2 separate regions of the Homo sapiens genome follow, and region 2 is linked to region 1. Evidence: chromatin loops called from intact Hi-C (ENCODE). Cell type or tissue: IMR-90. All regions are shown on one strand. Links, peaks and the distances in the headings refer to the core of each region. The heading gives the core; the rest is flanking DNA.

Evidence for each region. Hi-C counts contacts between places; a loop is a spot of excess contacts. Peaks named below come from ENCODE experiments on the same cell type or tissue, not always from the same donor. Only the 100,000 strongest peaks of a DNase experiment are listed, where the experiment ranks them.
Region 2: a loop joins it to region 1, with 15 times the contacts of the local background. A loop is called at or near these places in 9 of 110 quality-filtered maps.

The regions. Positions count from the first base shown.
Region 1 is chr19:17,849,176-17,859,148 of GRCh38, reverse strand. No RefSeq gene overlaps it. Among named protein-coding and RNA genes, the nearest start is that of RPL18A, 5.7 kb to the left of the region's middle. In IMR-90, for the core only: a CTCF peak has its summit at 3,392 (motif pointing right); no DNase peak of the experiment used is centred there.
Region 2 is chr19:17,344,796-17,351,712 of GRCh38, reverse strand. It overlaps PLVAP (plasmalemma vesicle associated protein), which reads left to right. Exons shown (of 6, transcript NM_031310.3): 6 at 1-258. Among named protein-coding and RNA genes, the nearest start is that of GTPBP3, 11 kb to the right of the region's middle. RefSeq lists enhancers at 2,375-2,879, 4,661-5,622. In IMR-90, for the core only: a CTCF peak has its summit at 5,344 (motif pointing left); no DNase peak of the experiment used is centred there.

The DNA.
Region 1 (9,973 bases), core at 1,649-5,648:
ACTCCCTGATGACAAGGCTATGAAGTAAAATTAAGAGGAAAGAGGCAGGAGGCTGAGGCATGAGAATCGTTTGAACCCAGGAGCCAGAGGTTGCAGTGACCCGAGATTGCGCCACTGTACTCCAGCCTGGGCGACAGAGTGAGACTCTGTCTCAAAAAAAAAAAAAAAAAAAAAAGACCAGGCGCGGTGGCTCACGCCTGTCATCCCAGCACTTTGGGAGGCCGAGGCGGGTGGATCACTTGAGGTCAGGAGTTCGAGACCAGCCTGGCCAACATGGCGAAACCCCGTCTCTACTAAAAATACAAAAATTAGCCGGGCGTGGTGGCGGGCGCCTGTAATCCCAGCTACTCGGGAGGCTAAGGCAGAAGAATCGCTTGAACCTGGGAGATGGAGGTTGTAGTAAGCCGAGATCTGGCCATTGCACTCCAGCCTGGGAGACAGGGCGAGACTCCGACTCAGAAAAAAAAGAAAGAAAGAAAGAAAGAAAATAAAGGACAGCAAGCATGCAATTTTTTATTTTCATTTTCTTATTTTGCATTTCTGGTTCTCTTAATCTGGTTTTGTGGATTCAAGTCACTACTGGGTGTGATTTTCTTTTCTTTTCTTTTTCTTTTATTTTTTGAGACTGAGTCTTACTCTTTTCCCCAGGCCAGAGTGCAGTGGCGCTATCTCGGCTCACTGCAACCTCTGCCTCCTGGGTTCAAGCAATTCTCCCGCCTCAGCCTCCAGAGTAGCTGGGATTACAGGCGCCCGCCACGATGCCCAGGTAATTTTTGTATTTTTAGTAGACACAGGGTTTTACCATGTTGGTTAGGCTGGTCTCGAACTCCTGACCTCAGGTAATCCGCCTGCCTCCACCTCCCAAAGTGTTGGGATTACAGGCGTAAGCCACCGCGCCCGGCCCAATGATTTTCTTATTCCAGTACAACTTGGCTCCCTTCACCTCCTTTGTGCCGTTAATGTCAAATATGTTACCTTTCTCTATATTGTAGACCCAACAATACAATTAATATATAGTTTGTTGTTGTTGTTGTTGTTGTTTTGAGATGGAGTTTAGCTCTGTCGCCCAGGCTGGAGTGCAGCAGCGTGATCTCAGCTCACTGCAACCTCTGCCTCCCAGGTTCAAGCGATTCTCCTGCCTCAGCCTCCCGAGTAACTGGGACTACAGGCGTGCACCACCACGCCTGGCTAATTTTTTGTATTTTTAGTAGAGATAGGGTTTTACTGGGTTGGCCAGGCTGGTCTCAGATTCCTGACCTCAGGTGACCCACCCGCCTCGGCCTCCCAAAGTGCTGGGATTACAGGCATGAGCCACCGCACCCAGCCTGTTTTTTTGTTTGTTTTTTGTTTTTTTGAGACAGAGTCTCGCTCTGTCACCCAGGCTAGATTGCAGTGGCATGATCTCGGCTCACTGCAACCTCCACCTCCCAGGTTCGAGCAATTCTCCTGCTTCAGCCTCCTGAGTAGCTGAGATTACAGGCGTGCACCACCACACCCGGCTAATGTTTTGTATTTTTAGTAGAGAGGGGGTTTCACCATGTTGGCCAGACTGGTCTCGAACTCCCAACCTCAGGTGATATGCCCACCTCAGCCTCCCAAAGTGCTGGGATTGCAGGCATGAGCCACCGGGCCCGGCCAATATATAGTTTTGTACAATTGCTTTTTAAATATGTTAAGAGGCAAAGAGAGAAGAAATTTGCATTTATGCTACATTTTATTTTTATTTATTTATTTTGAGACAGGGTCTCACTCCATTACCCAGGCTGGAGGGCAGTGGTGCAATCTTGGCTCATTGCAACCTCTGCCTCCCAGGTTCAAATGATTCTCCTGCCTCAGCCTCCCAAGTAGCTGAAATTGCAGATGTGCGGCACCATGCCTGGCTAATTTTTTTTTTAATTTTTAGTAGAGACAAGAGTTTCGCCATGTTGGCTATGGCTGGTCTTGAACTCCTGACCTCAAGTGGTCTGCCCGTCATGGCCTCCGAACATGCTGGGATAACAGGCATGAGCCACTGTCACTGGCAGATCTTATTTTTATTTATTTATTATTATTATTTTTTGAGACGGAGTCTCACTCTGTCACCCAGGCTGGAGTGCAGTGGCGTGATCTCAGTTCACTGCAATCTCCGCCTCCCGGGTTCATGCCATTCTCCTGCCTCAGCCCCCTCGAGTAGCTGGGACTACAGGTGCCCGCCACCATGCCCGGCTAATTTTTTGTATTTTTAGTAGAGATGGGGTTTCACCATGTTAGCCACGATGGTCTCAATCTCCTGACCTCGTGATCTGCCTGCCTCGGCCTCCCAAAGTGCTGGGATCATGGGCGTGAGCCATTGTGCCCAGCCTTATTTTTTTGATACAGGATCTCACTCTGTTGCCCAGGCTGGAGTGCAGTGGCGAGATCTCTGTTCACTGCAGCCTCGAACTCCCAGGTTCAAGAGATTCTCCCACCTCAGACCTCCCGAGTAGTTAGGACGGATGCCATGAAACCCAGCTAAGTTTTATATTTTTTTCCTTAAACTCCTGACCTCGTGATCCACCCGCCTCGGCCTCCCAAAGTGCTGGGATTACAGGTGTGAGCCACCGTGCCCGGCCAAGTTTTGTATTTTTTGTAGAGACAAGGTCTCTCTGTGTTGCCCAGGCTGGTCTTGAACTCCTAGGCTCAATTGATCTGCCCACCTCAGCCTCCTGAAGTGTTGGGATTACAGGCGTGAGCCAAAGCACCCGGCCTTATGCAATCTTTTAAAATTACATACATTACCTTTATATGTGTTCTTCAGATTTTCACGTGGATTGGAATACATGTCTGGGGTCCCTTGTTTTCAGCCTAAAGAATTTATTTTGGGTGGGTACGGTGGCTCTCGCCTGTAATCCCAGCACCTTGCGAGGCCCAGGTGGGTGGATCACCTGAGGTCAGGAGCTCGAGACCAGCCTGGCCAACATGGTGAAACCCCGCTTCTATTAAAAAATACAAAAATTAGCTGGGTATTGTGGCGGGTGCCTGTAGTCCCAGCTACTTGAGAGGCTGAGGCATGAGAATCGCTTGAGCCTGGGAGTCGGAGGTTGCAGTGAGCCGAGATTGTGCCACTGTACTCCAGCCTGGGCAACAGAGTGAGACTCTGTCTCGAAAAAATATACATTTTTTTAGTATTTCTTGTGAGGTGGGCAAATTAACTTTTGCACTAAAATCTTTAGCCCAACTGTAGCACAGGTGGTTAGTTACCCAGTCCCTTCCTGGTGGACACTTAGACTGTGAAAATTCGGAAAACTGATGGGCGTGATGCGGGGCAGGGAGGCCAGGGGAGCAGGTCAGCCCTCCTCTGGCTGGGCTTTTCGGGGCAGGACGTCAGGTGAGAGGCGGCTCTATCCCAACAGCGCTGCCGCGAGTGTCCACCAGGTGGCAGCAGAACCATGTCCCATCTGCGGTGGCCCAGCTGAGGCCAAGCGCTAGACCGTTGAATGATACACAACCAGGTTCAAATCTTACCGATGGTTCGCTGGCCGCGTTGCCGCTCTGGGCCTCAGTTTCCCCTTCCACAAAATGAGGCCAATAATAGTCGCCAGCTTTTAGGGTTGTTGTGAGATTTAAATGGCGTATGATTGTTTGGACTGGGAAGGTTGAGGCCCTGCCCTTCCCTCTGTGCTGGAACTCACCGCTCTGGCCTCAGTTTCCCCAAAGTGCTGAGCGGCTACAAGCAGGTGGAAAGAGATGCTGGAAAGGGCAGAGCGCAGCCTGGAGCACAAATTGGATCCTGGGACAGCAGGAACGGGGCAGGAAAAGGAATTTAGGGAGGACAGGGGAGGAGGAAGAAGACGAGAGGGAGATCCCTGAGACCCAGCCCTGGCCTTGGGGCCTCGTGCTTCTGCCTTCAAGGCCTGGGTTGGAGTGGAGGGAGGGGCATGCCAGGGTGGGGAAGGGCACGGGTCGTGATGTGCTGTTTGTTTCAAAGCTTTATTATTTTTCTTTAGTTTCTTTTTTTTTTTGAGATGGAGTCTCACTCTGTTCCCCAGGCTGGAATGCAATGGCGTGATCTCATCTCACCGTAGCCTCTGCCTCCCAGGTTCAAGCGATTCTCCTGCCTCACCCTCCAGAGTAGCTGGGATTACAGGCACCCATCATCATGCCTGGCTAATTTTTGTAGAGACAGGGTTTCTTGTTTCCTTTTTTTTTTTTTTTTTGAGACGGAGTCTCACTCCATTGCCAAGGCTGGAATGCAGTGGCACAATCTCAGCTCACTGCAGCCTCTGCCTCCTGGGTTCAAGCCATCCTCTCCTGCCTCAGCCTCCTGAGTAGCTGGGATTACAGGCATCTGCCTCCACGCCCGGCTAATTTTTGTAATTTTAGTAGAGACGGGGTTTCACCATGTTGGACAGGCTGGTCTTGAACTCCTGACCTCAGATAATCCACCCACCTCAGCCTCCCAAAATGCTGGGATTACAGGCGTGAGCCACCGCGCCCGGCCCAGAGCTTTATTATTTTTCTTTTTGGTTGGGCACAGTGGCTCATATCTGTAACCCCAGCACTTTGGGAGGCTGAAGCGGGCAGGTCACTTGAGGTCAGGAGTCGAGACCAGCCTGGCCAACATGGTGAAACCCCGTCTCTACCAAAAATACAAAAATTAGCTGGGTGCAGTGACACACACCTGTAATCCCAGCTACTCGGGAGGCTGAGGCACGAGAATCACTTGAACCCTAGAGGCAGAGGTTGCAGTGAACCAAGATCATGCCGCTGCACTCCAGCCTGGGCAACAGAGTGAAACTGTCTTAATTTAAAAGAAAAAAAAAAGCTTTATTATTTTTCTTTCTTTTACATGTTGTCGGTGCCTGAGTGATGCCGTGGCCCCGGCTTCCTAGTGACACACCTGGCCTGGCAGGATTCCTCTGCCCCCACCTCGGGCCATGCAGGAATCTGACCTGAGCAGGCTGGTCCTGGGCTACTCTGTGTCTCTGTTATCACCATCCAGTGGGGCCCAGGCGAGGAGTTCCTGGTTAGCAGGGCTGTCCAAGGGCACCCCTGTCCCCCCTGTCTTTTTCCCAGGGACTTTGAAGGCACCAGTTTGTTCATCCAGGATCCTGGGCCAAGCCACAGCTTGGATCACGGAGCGTTCACAATGCTGATGTGCCTCATCCTTCCCACTCTTTCCCTCATCTCAGTTACTGGCACCAGTGCCTTCCCAAGGCTGGGCCCAAGACACCCAAATCTTGGTTTCTGACCGTTGGTCCTCAAAACACTGCAAAGCCACCCACTTGTATGCACTCCGGACTCCAGGTCCCTGGCCTTCTTTTTTTTTTTTTTTTTTTTTTGAGATGTAGCCTCTTTCCTGTCACGCAACCTTGAGTGCAATGCAGTGGCGCGATCTCAGCTCACTGCAACCTCCACCTCCCGAGTTCAAGCGATTCTCCTTCCTCAGCCTCCAGAGTAGCTGAGATTACAGGCGTGCGCCACCACACCCAGCTAATTTTTGTATTTTTAGCAGAGACGGGGTTTTACCATGTTGGCCAGGCTGGTCTTGAACTCCTGACCTGAGGTGATCCACCCACCTTGGCCTCCCGAAGTGCTAAGATTACAGGCATGAGCCACTGCACCCGGCCTTTTTTTTTTTTTTTTTTTTTTTTGAGACAGAGTTTTGCTCTTGTTGCCTAGGCTGGAGTGCAATGGTGTGATCTCGGCTTACCGCAGCCTCCACCTCCTGGGTTCAAGCGATTCTCCCACCTCAGCCTCCCAAGTAGCTGGAATTACAGGCATGCACCACCACATCCAGCTAATTTTGTTTTGTCAGTGGAGATGGGGTTTCTCCACGTTGATCAGGCTGGCCTCAAACTCCTGACCTGGGACTACAGGTGTGCACCACCATGCCCAGCTAATTTTTGTGTTTTTTTTGGTAGAGGTGGTGTTTCGCCACATTGCCCAGGCTGGTCTCAAACACAAGTTGTTTGTCAGAGACCAGCCTGCAATTCTCCCAGGGTGCTGGGATTACAGGCGTGAGCTACCATGCCCAGCCTAGGGGCCTCTTTTATAAGGGCATTAATCCCATTCATGAGAGCTCAACCCTCATGATCTAATCACCTCTTAAAAGGTTCCGATTCTGAATACCACCGCCTTCGAGGTTAGGATTTCAATGTATTAATTTTGGGGAGACGCAAACTCTCAGACCATCACAGTATTTTATCTTTTTCAGTGCTGCTGCAAAGGAAATTTTTCAAAATTTTTTTATGTTCCAATTGTTTGCTGCTGGTGTATAAAAATTCAATTGACTTTTGTATTGAATTCAACGGACTTTTTAAACCTGGTAACTTGCTGAATTTATGTATTAATTTCAGTAGTTGTCTTATAGATTCCCTTGGGTTTTTGACATAAACAATCATATCATCAGCAAATAGCAACAGTTTTATTTACCTTTTTTTTATTACTTATTTTATTCTGTTTTGCTTGTTACAGAATCTTGCTATGTTGCCTTTAAATTCTTGGGCTCCCATTTCAGCTTCTCCAGTAGCTGAGGCTACAAGCATGTATCACCATGCCCAGCCACACCTGACTTGTTTATTTTTCTCATATATTTTTTTGTTTTAAGACAGGATCTCGCTCTGTTGCCCAGACTGGAGTGTAATGGTGTGATGATGGCTTACTGCAGCCTTGTCCTCCCTGACTCAAGCAATCCTCAGCCTCCCAAATAGCTGGGACAACAGGTGTGAGCTATCACACCCTGCCAATTTTTAATTTTTTTTTTTTTTTTGAGACAGAGTCTCCCTCTGTCACCTAGGCTGGAGTGCAGTGGCGCGATCTTGGCTCACTGCAACCTTCACCTCCCGGGTTCAAGCGATTCTCCTGCCTCAGCCTCCTGAGTAGCTGGGATTACAGGCGCGCATCACCACGCACGGCTAATTTTTGTATTTTTACCATGCCTGGCTAATTTTTGTATTTTTAGTAGAGATGGGGTTTCACCATGTTGATCAGGCTGGTCTTGAACTCCTGACCTTGTGATTCTCCCACCTCAGCCTCCCAAAGTGCTGGGATTACAGGCGTGAGCCACCATGCCCAGCTTTTCTTTTCTTTCTTTCTTTTTTTTTTTTTTTAGACGGAGTCTCACTCTGTCACCCAGGCTGGAGTGCAGTGGCCCGATCTTGGCTCACTGCAAGCTCCGCCTCCCTGGTTCACACCATTCTCCTGCCTCAGCCTGCTTTTTCTTTTCTTATTACAGTGGCTAACATCACCAGAACAATGTTGAATAGAGGTGGTGAAAATGGACATCCTTGTCTTGTTTCCAATCTCAGGAGGAAGTTATTCAGTCTTTTACCATTTTTGTTTTTGTTTTTGAGATGTAGTCTCGCTCTGTCGCCCAGGCTGGAGTACAGTGGCACTATCTTGGCTCCCTGCAACCTCTGCCTCCTGGACTCAAGCCATCCTCCCACTTCAGTCTTCCAAGTAGCTGAGACTACAGGTGCACACCACCATGCCTGGCTAATTTTTGTATGTTTTGTAGAGACGGATCTCACCATGTTGCCCAGGCTAATCTCCAACTCCTGAGCTCAAATGATCCTCCCATGTTGACTTCCCAAAGTGCTCAGATTACAGGCATGAGCCACCGTGCCTGGCCCTGCCTCACTGTACTCTTAATTTTCATTTGGCAAGTGAAGCTGAGGAAATTTTTCTGGGTTTAAGAGCTATTTGTCCTCCATTTTCTCTGACTTCTGGATTCATATCCACCTAACTGGTTGGCATTTTCTTACTGCTTTCTAGATGTTACTTATATAACGAGGATATTTTATCCATGAGTTCAATTTTGTTTCCAGTTACACTTTGATTGTATTTTATTCTTTGATTGTATTTATGGACTTCTTGTCAGCAGAAAAATCTGGGTGTTTGCATCACTGACGTGCCCCATTTTTCTCGGGCAAGTTCTGGGTTCTGTCCCCAGAACTTCCTTTTTTTAAAAAAAATTATTTATTTATTTATTTATTTTTTGATACGGAGTCTTGCTGTGTCGCCCAGGCTGGAGTGCAGTTGTGCGATCTCGGCTCACTGCAACCTCCGCCTCCCAGGTTCAAGTGATTCTCTTGCCTCAGCCTCCTGAGTAGCTGGGACTGCAGGCGCCCGCCACCACACCCAGCTGCGTTTTGTATTTTTAGTAGAGATGGGGTTTCACCAGGTTGGCAAGGCCGGTCTCGAACTCCTAACCTCAGGCGATCCGCCCGCCTCGGCCTCCCAAAGTGCTGGGATTATAGGCGTGAGCCACCGCGCCCGGCCAGAACTTCCTTTTAGAGCCTTCACATGCCCTTCTCTGGGGCTGAAGGTACCACTTTGGTCCTCACCCCAATCTCCTCTTACTTATTCTCAAAATATTGCAGAAACCATCACACTGGAGGTAGCAGAGACCCAGAAACTCACTGTACTTCCGGAAAGCAGAGGCTTCAGCCTCAGGCCAAGGATGAGAACATAAGGTTGCATTCCCGTCTGCTGAAGCCACCCAGGAAGTGAAAGAAAACACTACAACTAAGCTTCTGCTTGGCACTTCCTGCCGCAGGTCAGCTGTGGCTCCACTAAGCTCCACTAAGCTGAGGACATAATCTATATCTCTTTCCCTTGACCCACGCGGCCCTACCCACGCCATCAAATGAGTCTCAGCCCCCCGTGTCCCTGACATCCTGCTCTTCTCAGGAACACTGTGAATTCGTGAAGCCTCCAGGCCTTTGCCTGGGCTGTTCTGCCTGCCAGAACTGCCCACACTCCCACATTCTCAGGTCACTCTCTGGCTAGTCCCACTTGTTGTTGGATTTCAGAATCAAAGCCACCTCCTCCAGGAAGCCCTCCCAGATCCAGTCATCTCTCTTAGCAGACCGGTCCCAGGGGCAACTGATATAATTATTGGGCAATAGCTTGTTTATTGCCATCTCCCCTGCTGGACTGTCAGCTCCCCTGGACAGGGATTGGGTCTGCATTGTCCCCGATTCCCTGCACACAGGCTGTGTCCAATAAGCCTCTGGCTGATTGAACAGTTAAGATCAACAAAATACTTACCAAACCATTTTGTGTTAAGACTTGTGATGGTGATACAGAGATGAAAAGTCTTTTTTTTTTTTTTTTTGAGACGGGATCTCACTCCCATTGCCCAGGCTGGAGTGCAGTGGCATGACCACAGCTAACTGCAGCCTCAACTTCCTGGGCTCAGGTGATCCTCCCACCTCAGCCTCCCCTAGTAGCTGGGACTACAGGCACATGCCACCACATCCAGCTTATTATTTTGTTGTTGTTGTATTTTTTGTAGAGACAGGGTTTCACCATGTTGCCCAGGCTGGTCTCGAACACCTGGGCTCAAGCCATCCTCCTGCCTGAGCCTCCCAAAGTGCTGAGATTACAGGTGTGAGCCACTGTTCTTGGCCACAACTTCTTAAATCTATTCCTTTTTTTTTTTTTGAGACAGAGTATTGCTCCGTCGCCCAGGCTGGAGTGCGGTGGCACAATCTCAGCTCACTACAACCTCCGCCTGCCTCCTGGGTTCCAGTGATTCTCCTGCCTCAGCCTCCCAAGTAGCTGGGATTACAGGCACATGCCACCACGCCCAGCTAATTTTTATATTTTTAGTAGAGATGGGGTTTCACCATGTTGGCCAGGCTGGTCTCGAACTCCTAGGCTCAAGCAATCTTCCCACCTGGGCCTTCCAAAGTGCTGGAATTACAGATGTGAGCCACTGTACCCGGTCACCACTTCGTCAGTCTATTCCTGAAGCTCTACTTCCGGGGCTCTGATCCTATTATCCTAAGAACACTGGCCCAAGTCTCTGCATTTGGATGCTGCCCGGGCCTTCTGCCTCTTCTATTTATAACAGCTCCTACTTCCAACTCTCCTGTGGCTCCAGATTATGCTCCAGGCAAAACCCACCCTTCTCCCAAAGACCCTGATCCCCCTGTCCCCCCACGATCTTGCCCCTGTTGACCGCCCTGCAGTCCCCTTCCCCCTCATCTCACCCCTGCCCCTGGCC
Region 2 (6,917 bases), core at 2,918-6,917, 510 kb after region 1:
CCAGCACCTCCCCTCCTCCAGCCTCCTGGCCTCCCAGCCACTTCCTCACCCCCAGTGCCTGGACCCGGAGGTGAGAACAGGAAGCCATTCACCTCCGCTCCTTGAGCGTGAGTGTTTCCAGGACCCCCTCGGGGCCCTGAGCCGGGGGTGAGGGTCACCTGTTGTCGGGAGGGGAGCCACTCCTTCTCCCCCAACTCCCAGCCCTGCCTGTGGCCCGTTGAAATGTTGGTGGCACTTAATAAATATTAGTAAATCCTTCAAAGACTCCAGAAGCGTGATTTCTGCTTTTAAAGGTACCACATGGTTTCTGGGCATGCTGGCTCACGCCTGTAATCCCAACACTTTGGGAGGCCAAGGCGGGAGGATCACTTGAGGTCAGGAGTTCGAGACCAGCCTAGCCAACATGGTGAAACCACATCTCTACTTAAAATACAAAAATTAGCTGGGCGTGGTGATGCACGCCTGTAATCCCAGCTACTCGGGAGGCTGAAGGAGGAGAATCTCTTGAACCCGGGAGGTGGAGGCTGCAGTGAGCCAAGATCGAGCCACTGCACCCTAGCCTGGGCAACAGAGCAAAAAACAAAACAAAACACAACACAACAACAACAACAACAACAAAAGTACCACATGGCTATGAAGGAGAAAAGACTGGAAAGAAGATGAAAGCCAGGGAACCTCCTCCCCAACTCCTCCAGGCCACAAGACCCTTCAACCTGGAACAAACGTTGGGGGACACCAGCAGCCCCCAAGGCACAGGCATCTCTATACACAAAGGGAAATAGCAGAGTCATAGCCAAAGAGGGTTTAATGCAGTGGCTACAAGGCACAGCATCATGACGGCAATGCTGTTAAATTTAGTGTTTCCTTTAAACAGCAGGCCAAGAAAGATGTCTCACATCTGTAATCCCAGCATTTTGGGAGGCTGAGGCTGGAGGATCGCTTGAGCTCAGGAGTTCAAGAACAGCCTGGGCAACATAGCAAGACACTGTCTCTACAAAAACCTTAAAAATTATCCAAGCATGGTGATGTGCACCTGTGGACCCAGCTAATCTGGAGGCAGAGGTGAGAGAATTGCTTGAGCCCAGGATTTCAAGACCAGTTGTGGCAATATAGTGAGAACTTGTCTTTACAAAAGATTTTAAAAATTAGCCAGGCATGGTGGCACACGCCTGTAGTCCCTATAATCCCAGCACTTTGGGAGGCTGAGGTGAGTGGATCACCTGAGGCCAGGAGTTTAAGACCAACTTGGCCAACATGGCAAAACCCCATCTCTACAAAAAAACACAAAGCCAGGCGTAGTGGTGTGCGTCTGTAATCCCAGCTACTCGGGAGGCTGAGGCACGAGGACCTCTTGAACCCTAGGAGGCGGAGGTTGCAGTGAGCCGAGATCACGCCACCGCACTCCAGCCTGGGCAACAAAGCAAGACCCTGTCTCAAAAAAAAAAAAAAAAAAAGAAAGAAAAAAGAGAAAGAAAGTTCTAGGTTTGCAAAGAATTCTCCAGAAAAGGTACCAGTGTCCAGTTTAAAGACACTTTGGCTCACTGCTATCACTAAATTAGCCAGTAGTCAGGGAAAAGCAAATCGAAAGAACACAGGGAAATCACATTGCACCCAGCAGACTGGGAAAATGTCTTTTCAAGGTCATAACACCCAACACCTACTGCAAGTAAAGGTGTAGAAAAAAGGTCCTTTTCCTACAAGACTGGTAGAAATTCAAGTCCTGTAATAGCCCTTCCAGAAACTAGTTTAGTGAAACGTAATAAAATCAGGCTGGGTGCAATGGCACATTCCTGTAATCTCAGCACTTTGAGAGCCCTAGGTAGGAGGATCGCTTGAGCGCCAGAATTCGAGGTCAGCCTGGGCAACATAGCGAGACCTCGTCTCTACAAAAAATTTAAAGAAAACCAGGTGTGATGGTGCGTTCTTGTAGTGCCAGCTACTTGGGAGGCTGAGGTGGGAGAATTGCTTGAGCTCAGGAGCTGAAGGCTGCAGTGGGCTCTGATTCCACCACTATGCATCAACTTGGGTGACAGAGCAAGACCCTGTCTCAAATGAATGAATGCACAAAACTTTGACTCTGTAACCCCATCCCTGGGGCTTTATCTCTAACAAGTAAAAACTTCAGGACATAAAGCCAATGGCCATCAGGAAAAACAGCCTTAAAATCGCTGTCTAGGGCCGGGCATGGTTGCTCATGCCTGTAATCCCAGCACTTCGGGAGGCTGAGGCGGGCAGATCATTTGAGATCAGGAGTTCGAGACCAGTCTGACCAACGTGGTGAAATCCCATCTCTGCTAAAAATACAAAAAAATTGGCCAGGCGTGATGGTGCATGCCTGTAGTCCCAGCTACTTAGGAGGCTGAAGCAGGAGAATCGCTTGAACCCAAGAGGCAGAGGTTGCAGTGAGCCGAGATCGCGCCACTGCACTCCAGCCTGGGCGACAGAGCGAGACTGCATCTCAAAAAAAAGAAAGAAAGAAAGAAAGAGAGAGAGAGAGAGAGAGAGAGAGAGAGAGAGAGAGAGAGAGAGAGAGAGAGAGAGAGAGAGAGAGAAAGAAAGAAAGAAAGAAAGAAAGAAAGAAAGAAAGAAATCACTGGCTAGGATCTCAGCTTGTCTCCTCCCCCAACACCTCCCATCCTCTCAATCCCTCAATTCCCTCCCAGCCCATCCCCTGGGGTCCTGGACTGGGACGGATGAGTCACAAGGACCTGGGAGCTGGCAGCGCCACGCTTAGGGCAGGCTAGTCTGGAGGGACAAAGGAACGATATTTCCGGGATACGGAAACAAGGGCGAGAGATGGTCACCGCAGGAAGCGCTCAGCTGGGGCTCTGCCAAGACAGAGTAGGGGGGTCAGCCTGGCCAGACCGCCCAGACGGGCTGAGCTGGAGGCCCCAAGGAAGCGGGGACATCCCTGCCCCTAAGCCTACTGCCAGACAGCCCAGAGTCCTTAGGGGGAGACATTGATGCCAGCCAGTCCTAACCATCCCAGAAGACCTGATTTAGGATTTCAGAGCCAAACATCCCTGGGTTTGAATCTTGGCTCAGTCAATCCTAGCCTCCATTTTCTCATCCAAGCATTGGGTGTAATAATAATAACTCTAAGGTCAGGCATTGTTTTTATAAATAAAGTTGTATTAGGGCTGGGCACGGTGGCTCATGGCTATTATCTCAGCGCTTTGGGGGATCGAGATAGGAGGATCGCTTGAGTCCAGGAGTTTGAGACCAGCCTGAGAAATTTAGCAAGACCCTATGTCTAGCAAAAATTTAAAAATTAGCTGGGCATGGTGGTGCGTACCTTTAGTCCCAGCTACCTGGGGGGCTGAGGCAGGAGAATCACTTGAGTCCAGGAGTTGGAGGCTGCAGTGAGCTAGGATTGCACCACTGTACTCCAGCCGGGGCGACAGAGCAAGACCCTGTCTCTAAAATAATAATAGTAATAATTCTAAACTCTCCAGACACATGGGCACAGGCCTCTGGTCCTTTGTCTGTTTTGCCTTCCAGAGCATTCCAGGAGCCATCATCCCTCTAACCGATCCCAGTGACCTGGCCCTGGCTCAGCCCCTGTACACTTGCACCTCAGCTGCTGCCTCTGGTATGGCTCCTGTGCTGGTCCAGAGGAGTCTTTCCATTACAGACTCTGTCCAAGTCCCTCTCCTGCTCACACACTCTCCATGGCTCCCTATTACCCTTAGAACAAAGTCTAACTCCTTAGCACATCTGTGACTCCCCTTTTGCCTCCTCCTATCCTGGACTTTTTAATTCTTTGTAAAAGACTCAACATTCATTAATTTGTGCTGTGCCCTTGGATTAGAAAGTCTTTTTCATGTCTAACGAACCCTTCTACCTCTGAAGCCCAGCTCCAGAGACCCCCTCCTCCAGGCAGCCTTTCTTGAAGTCCCAGATATAGCCCTTGCTTCCCCTTTTGGAAACCTCTCTCCCAGCCTCATCCCTCCCTCTTTCCAGCTCTGACCCTAAAGCTCTGACTGTCCCAGGCTGGTGACTCCTCAGGAACCGGGTGGGGGCTGAATACAGGGGGTGGGGGTCGAGCAATTGGCCGATCAGGCCCCCTTCCTGACCCTGAGGTCCAACCGCCTGGCGAGTCTCAGACTCTTTGGGGATTTCCTGCAGCCTCTATAAATAACCCCCATGGCTGCTTCCCACAAACCACCTCACCCTTCTTGGAAAAAAAGGATTGTAGCCAAGGACCTCAGGCCAGCTGTGTGCCAGGGCCCCAGGGAAGGCAGGCGGGGCCCCAGCATCCTGTCCAAAGAGCATCTCCAATCCCACCCAGGCACAGGCCCAGCTCACCCCTCCTGGGAGCCTTCAGGACCCTCCCCACTTCAAGCCCACCCCTCACGCCCAGATCTACATTATTGCTTTTCTTCTCTGGGCATCGGTTTGGTTTCCTGATGGGGCCAATAGTAACATCTGTGGACTCAGCTCATGGTGTGACCCTTTCCACTCTGGCCACCGCCCCTCCAGCCCCAATTTGTTGATTTGGTTGAACAAGCAAGGAAATGAACAAATAGTGACATACTGCCAGGAACCCTGTAAATAAAATCAGGCCTGGGTCTCCTCTAGTTGGGTGGTTGGGAAACTCTGGTGGCCTCCTTTGGCCCTTGTCATGCCCTCTGTCTGCCCGGGATGTCTCCCAGGCTCTGTGTCCCCTGAAACCAGAGAGTTTCTATCTTCAACCACTGGAGGTGGAGATCTTTTTCTTTTTTTTTTTTTTTTAATGTGAGATGGAGTCTCACTCTGTTTCCCAGGCTAGAGTGTAGTGGCGCCATCTTGGCTCACTGCAACCTCCGCCTCCCAGGTTCAAATGATTCTCCTGCCTCAGCCTCCCGAATAGCTAGGATTACAGATATGCACCAGCACGCCCGGCTAATTTTTGTATTTTTAGTAGAGACGGGGTTTCACTACGTTGGCCAGGCTGGTCTCCTGACCTCAGGTGATCCACCCACCTTGGCCTCCCAAAGTGCTGGGATTACAGGCGTGAGCCACCGCGCCCGGCCCTGAGGTCTCCTTCAGTTGGGTGGTCAGAAACTCTGCGGGCCTCCTTAGGCCCTTTTCGTGCCCTCTCTCTGCCGCGGATGCCTCCCAGGCTCTGTGTCCACTGAAATCAGAGTTTGTATATTCAACCACTGGAGGTGGAGATCTTTTTCTGATTCCAGAAAAGATCCTGATTCTCTTCGAGACTCAGTTTCCACCCCAGTCAGGGGAAGTTAACCATTCACATGCCACCAGGTGAATGCGGAAGGCCTAGATCCGCTGAGGGTGGGGCACCGGGAGCGCTGATGGGAGGATTGCTGGGGACCGCCTCACTTAGCGCGACGCGCCCTCTGCTGGTCGGTCCCCGCCACGTCAGGCTCCCCGAAGAATCTCAGACGAACCTCTGCCTATCAGACCCCTCCATCCATCCCTTCTCCAATGGTCTCCCTCCTCTTTCTCCTCCTTTCCTCTGCTCCAGCCACTCTGACCACCTCTGGCCGGGCGCGGTGGCTCTCGCCTGTAATCCCAACACTTTGGGAGGCTGAGGCGGACAGATCACTTGAGGTCAGGAGTTTGAGACCAACCTGGGCAACATAGCAAGATCCTGTCTCCATGAAAAAAATTTAAAAATTAGCCGGGCATGGTGGTTGTGGTCCTAGCTATTCAGGAGGCCGAGGTGGAAGGATCAACTGAGCCCAGGAGGTTGAAGATTACAGTGAGCCATGATTGTACCACTGCATTCCAGCCTGGGTGACAGAGTGAGACCCCACCCCAACCCCCCCCCAAAAAAAGGGCCAGGCATAGTAGCTCACACCTGTAATCCCAGCACCTTGGGAAGCCAAGGCAGGAAGATTGCCTGAGCCCAAAAGCTTAAAACCAGCTTGGGCAACATAGTGAGAACCCATCTCTAAAAGAAATTTAAAAATTAGCTGGGCGTGGTGGCGCATGCCTGTAGTCCTAGCTATTCAGGAGGCTGAGGTGGGAGGATCACTTGAGCCCAGAAGATGGAAGCTACAGTGAGCCATGATCGAGCCACTGCAGTCCAGCCTGGGTGAAAGGGAGAGGCCTTGTCAAAAAAAAAAAAAAAAAAAAAAAAGGTCGGGCGTGGTGGCACATGCCTGTAATCCCAGCTACTTGGGAGGCTGAGGCAGGAGAATTGCTTGAACCTGGAAGGCGGAGGTTGCAGTGAGCCACAATCACGCCACCGCACTCCAGCCTGGGCGACAGAGCAAGACCCTGTCTCAAAAAAAAAAAAAAAAAAAAAGCAAACAAACCAACAAAAAAACCTGACCATCTCACTATTCCTTGAACACACCGCGAAGTTCCTGAATCAGTGGGATATGTAATCCAGTGAAATATGTGTCAGTGGGATATGCATATGAAGGGATTTGCATATTCAGTGCCCTCTGCCTGGGGTGCCCTCCCCAGACTCCTCCATCTGACATCCTCACCATTCAGATCTCAACACTCATCACCTCTGCCAGGCAGCCCACTTTAAGTTGCCTGACTAGGTCACTTCTCCTCTTTATGAGCTTCAAAGAAGCCATCAGGCCAGGCACGGTGGCTCACACATGTGATCCCAGCACTTTGGGAGGCTGAGGTCTCAGGATCACCAGAGGCCAAGAGTTTGAGACCAGCCTGGGCAACACAGCAAGACCCCCATCTTTACTTAAAGAAAAAAAAAAAAAAGGCTGGGCACGGTGGCTCACGCCTGTAATCCCAGGCATTTGAGACCAGCCTGGCCAACATGGTGAAACCCGTCTCTACTAAAAATACAAAAATTAGCCAGGCGTGGTGGCACACGCCTATAGTCCCAGCTACTCGGGAGGCTGAGGCAGGAGAGTCGCTTGAACCTGGGAGGCAGAGGTTGCCAGTGAGCTGAGATCATGCCACTCCACCCTGGGCAAAAGAGCAAAGACTCTATC